Regions from separate parts of the Mus musculus genome. Here region 2 is linked to region 1. A link is a loop called in an ENCODE intact Hi-C map of the cell type or tissue named here. Cell type or tissue: heart. All regions are shown on one strand.

Evidence for each region. Peaks named below come from ENCODE experiments on the same cell type or tissue, not always from the same donor. Only the 100,000 strongest peaks of a DNase experiment are listed, where the experiment ranks them.
Region 2: it touches region 1 in a loop (3-fold over the local background); 1 of 42 quality-filtered maps calls a loop at or near these places.

The regions. Positions count from the first base shown.
Region 1 is chr19:5,294,245-5,296,744 of GRCm38, reverse strand. It overlaps Sf3b2 (splicing factor 3b, subunit 2), which reads left to right and starts at 1,290. Exons shown (of 21, transcript NM_030109.2): 1 at 1,290-1,483; 2 at 1,658-1,704; 3 at 2,369-2,446. The coding sequence starts at 1,351. In heart, a CTCF peak has its summit at 1,141 (motif pointing right); a DNase peak (open chromatin) is centred at 1,244; H3K4me3 peaks cover 2,432 bases; H3K27ac peaks cover 2,062 bases.
Region 2 is chr19:5,107,045-5,109,544 of GRCm38, reverse strand. Klc2 (kinesin light chain 2) reads left to right here. Exons shown (of 16, transcript NM_008451.3): 13 at 1-52; 14 at 120-244; 15 at 385-442; 16 at 857-1,799. The coding sequence ends at 940. Among named protein-coding and RNA genes, the nearest start is that of Rab1b, 1.3 kb to the right of the region's middle. In heart, a CTCF peak has its summit at 1,153; DNase peaks (open chromatin) are centred at 1,334, 1,832 and 2,474; H3K4me3 peaks cover 561 bases; H3K27ac peaks cover 1,576 bases.

The DNA of each region.
Region 1 (2,500 bases):
TAGGAGAGGGAAGGAGATAAAATAAATTGGTGGATGTTGGGCAGGCAAGGGTCATGGTGTCTTGCCCCAAGAAAGGTCCTGAGGTTTTTTTGTTTTTCCTACAAGAATATAAAGTCCCCAGGTTAGATACCCCCACCTCCCAACTCATTTATTAGCTGCCTCCTGGATGCTAAATACTTCAAGATAGAAGAAGATCAAGTTCCAGATCCTGTTTGGGGGAATGGAGGTGGGAATAAAGGACAGGAAAGACTTAAAAATGAAACAAAGACAATGGATTAGCTGGCAGCAGTAAGCCCAGTTTTCAAGAAGCAGAGGCAGGAGGATTGCCAAGAGCTAGAGGTTGGCTTGGGCTCGATTTTGTCCCAAGACAGTCTGAACTACATGACTCTTGATCTTCCACTCCATGAAATCGGGTGTGATAGTATATATCTGTAGCCTGCAAAGGATCAGAAGTTCTAGGGTAGCCTGGGCCACATATGGACACATTTGTCTTAAACAACAAAAACCTTGGGGCTTGAGAATTGGTGTTAAGAGCACTGTTGCTTTTGCAGAGGACCTGGGTTCGATTCACAAAAGTGTAACTCCAGTTCCAGATCTGACACTTCTGGCTTCTACAGATACCAGGCATGCAAGCGGTACATATACATATAATAAAACACCTGAAAGGTGGAAAATGTATTAATGAACATTCCTCGAAAGGGGGAAGGAAGCATTTGACAGAGAATACATTTATTTAAGACTTTTTCGAAGGTGCAAAAGGGGATTTTATTTTAGCAGTGCCCTTCCCCCAGGTCAGCAGCTGGAACTCAGCTTGGCGGTCCGTTCCTCCACCGGCTCCGATCCCCTTTCAGCCCATTCAAGCACGCCTGGGCGGGAGTGAGCAGACAAACACTGTTTTATCAGAGCCATCGGCACCAACCTCCCATTCGGGCGCCGGAAAGGAATCTCTATGAGCTCCTAGGAGAAATAAGCACCCAGGTCTCTCATCATTGAAGGGTGTCGGGACAGAAGACTTAGTATGTGTTTGGCCAGGAGAGAAGAAGAATGCATCTGCTCTGGGTAGAGTAAGCTCTTGCAGCCAGGCAGCGGATGTATTACTACTGCTGCATACCGGATGTCATAGCGAGCGTTCGTCCTCTAGATGGCGCATCCGCAAACTACAACTCCCAGAAGGCTCTGCAACCTCCGTTGGCGGCGATTCCTATTCCCCGGTAAGGGAAAGGGCGTGTGTTTGGACCAAGTTCTCTCCAATCACCGCGGGACGTGGATTACGCAACCGGAAGTTTCTGGAAGTAGGCCCGGCGGCTGACCCGAGCTTCCGTGTTGGTCTCGCGCCTTCTTGTGGCTAAGATGGCGGCGGAGCATCCCGAACCTCCCAAAGGAGAGTTGCAGTTGCCACCGCCTCCACCTCCAGGCCACTATGGAGCCTGGGCTGCGCAGGAGCTTCAGGCCAGATTGGCAGAGATAGGAGCGCCGATCCAGGGTGAGGCGCAGAGGCGGTCGAGAGGGGCCCTGCGTGGGCTTGTGGCGAAGTGGAGCTTGGTTACCCAGGAGACCCACGGGGCGGGGGGCGGAGACAGGCCTGTGGGACCTGACCTCGCCAAATTGGCCTGCTCGAGGTGATGCTGACCCCCTGATTCTGTGCTTCGTCCTATAGGGAGTCGCGAGGAGTTAGTAGAGCGGCTGCAGACCTACACCCGTCAGGTGAGTGTTGTCAGTGCAGGCTAGGTCTCACTTTTCCTGGAGGCCTTTAAGACTACTCACGGATGGATCTTCGTTTCTCTTCTCTTCTCTTCTCTTCTCTTCTCTTCTCTTCTCTTCTTTCTTTTTTCTTTTTCTTTTCTTTTTTTTTTTTTTTTTGGTTTTTTTTTTTTTTTTTGAGACAGGGTTTCTCTGTATAGCCCTGGCTGTCCTGGACTCACTCTGTAGACCAGGCTGGCCTGGAACTCAGAAATTCGCCTGCCTCTCCCAAATGCTGGGATTAAAGGCGTGCGCCACCACTCCGCGGCTGGATCTTCGTTTCATATACTTTTTTTGTTTGTTCTTTCGCGATAGGGTTTCTCAGTGTAGCCCTGGCTGGCCTCAAACTTAAGAGATCCTAATGCGTTTGCCTTCCGAGTGCTCCAGCACACCGGGCTAGGTCTTTTTTGTGTACTTCAACGCAGCAAGCCGGCTCTTGACCATTTTGTCAGTTCTTGGTTTTGCTTTATTGTAATTACTTCTACTCCTGTTGCTTTTCTCAGGTTCCAGCCCCAGTCTCTGTCAAGTGGGCACTGGGTACATTTTGTTAAGTAAATAAATGGAAGAGGAGGTTATGTAATGGAATACGTCCTTGTAGTCTGACCTAGAGCTCTCTTTTTTCTTGTAGACGGGCATTGTCCTGAATCGACCAGTTTTGAGAGGAGAAGATGGGGACAAAGCGGCTCCTCCTCCTATGTCAGCACAGGTAAGAGATTGCTTCGAGGATCTTTTCTGCTCAGGATAGCCATGTGTTGAGCTA
Region 2 (2,500 bases), 190 kb after region 1:
TCAATCTGAGTCGGACCTGGAGGAGTCAGGGCCTGCAGCTGAGTGGAGTGGGGTGAGTGTGGAGGCTGAGGAGGGCTGTAAGACTACAAAGCAGGGCCTAGAGACTGTTCTTCCCACAGGACGGCAGCGGCTCTCTGCGGCGCAGTGGCTCCTTTGGGAAGCTCCGGGATGCTCTGAGACGCAGCAGTGAGATGCTGGTGAGGAAGCTGCAGGGAGGGGGCCCACAGGAGCCCCCTAACTCTAGGTGAGCTGCTGACCCTCCCATCCCTCTCGGAAAACACTGTCACCAGATCTGCTTTATCATGCCCTCCATCCCAGACCCAACCTGGTATCCCTTTATTATCTCACCTAATATTAACAAATCCTGGCCCTCCTTTTTCTCAGGATGAAGAGGGCCAGCTCTCTTAACTTCCTTAACAAGAGTGTGGAAGAGCCAGTCCAGGTAAGAATGGAGGGCACCTGGTACTAGGCAGCCTAGACCCAGGCCTCTGGGCCCTGTTTTTACTGTGTATGGCCCCACCCAACTTCCCCTGGTGAGTCTTTAGCCAACCACTGCTCTGGTTTCAGGCGGAGATTGGTAGAAACAAGTGGAGGGAGAGGTCAGATAAAGGGAAAACTCTTGCCTTGGGGCAGAGATCCAGTCAACCAGTTCCCACTTGAAGCTCTCAGGTCCTGGTTGTGAGCTAAACTTTAACTTTGGCCAGTCTTAGACTGGCTGTATTTGCACAGGGCACCTAGTTTGGCCCTTTTATCATCCCTTCCTCTTCTGGAATGCTGCGTGTGTGTCGTCCCCCCACCCCCCACGTCCCCCTTCACTCCCAACAGTTTAGGACTAAGCTGCATCCTCTGCCCACAGCCTGGAGGCACGGGTCTTTCTGACAGCCGCACTTTGAGCTCCAGCTCCATGGACCTCTCTCGAAGAAGCTCCCTGGTGGGCTAAAGCTGAAGGGGCAGCCAGTCACCAGAGCCTCCATCCGACATGGTCCCTTCCCCCAGCCCTGCGCATGGGCCTGCTGCTTGTCCTGCCTGCCCCTCCCAAGGACCCCTGTCTTTTCTGTTCAATCTCAGGGTAACTTCCTCCCTTGTCATCTCAGCCATGGCCCTGGAGGACGGTCCTGCCGGCTCCAGCTCTGCTCCTTATTTATTCTTCCAGCAGGGGGCCTTTCTTCCCTGAGTTCAGGGCCTGTGGGAGTGGTGGCCTGTCTACCCAGCCCCAAAGCCAAGAACACTAAGTACTTGCTGTCCCCTCAGCACCTTTGCCCTCCACTCCCGGCCGTTGCTTCTGTATATAGAGAAATAAGTTATTGGCCGTGTGTCATCCTCTCAGCCCTCCTCTCAGTCCACGGTATTCCCGGGCCACCACCTGCCTCTCTCTTATCCAGTGGTACCGCCCAGGCCTTAAATCACCCCGTTCCCAGTGGTGGTATCTCCCAAGCTTCAAGTTCTGGGACCAGAGCCTCCCAAAAGGGGTCCCTAGACCTCTTCGCCTGGTCTTGGAGGGATTCGTTCCACTCCATCTTGCAAATGCCCAGACCCTCACACCACAGGGCCCTGTGCTGCTTCCGGGGACTTAATGCACTGTCCTCCCCCACCCCGCCCCCACCCCAGCCCCTCCCAGGCATGGCCTGACCCCACCCTGGGCACAGCCCATTGAGCCATCCTGCCACGCCATCCTTGCCTCAGCTTCTGATGTCCCCCTTCCTCCCACACAGTAGGAGGGGCTACCCCATTTGTTGGGTAAGGCAGTCACTCTCTATTTTCAGATGTTGCTGTAGAAATAAAGACGATTTGAATCTGAACCGGGCTTGTTTTGAGGAGTCCCAGAGCCCCTGAGCATCCCTTGAGTCGGGTGGAATCGGGAGAGGCTGCGGGAGTGAGGGATACAGGATACACACGCATATCATTCCCTGCCCTCGAGGCTGGAACTAATACTCTGCCATTATCCTGAACTGTTTGGGGGGGATGCTACAGATTTTGGGGTTGCACCTAACACATGCCCTTATGGGGTTCTAGACAATTCTGCCTGTTATGACTTCTTAATACGTTCTTGGACTGAGCTTCCTGAGATGGTTTTTCATATATGTAATACTAGTGATCATATAATCCTGGTACTAAGGCTGCAGTGTCCATTCCACGAAGAACACTGAATAAGTCAAAATTTTCTGGTCCTAAATACGCTACACCTTTTAGTTTCAATCTGCGAACCGAGAGGGTAAAAGTGGCTGCCCACCTCAGAGGCGAAGTATACCTACCTACCCCGGTACTAAACAAGATCCAAACTTGCAGATTAGGTAGCCCAACGAAGATTTTTTTGTAGCTGGGTCGGTTCAGTGATTGGGAAGACTACAGACCCCAGAAGGCCGTTCGCGGGTGGCTTCTGGAGAGTGCACGGCCGCTCTGTTCCCTGAGTTGCGCCTGCGCAGCAGTGGCAAGTCGAATATCCATGGAAACTACAGGTTCCGCAAGGCAGCGCGGCGCAACCCGAGTCGGAAGGATTTGC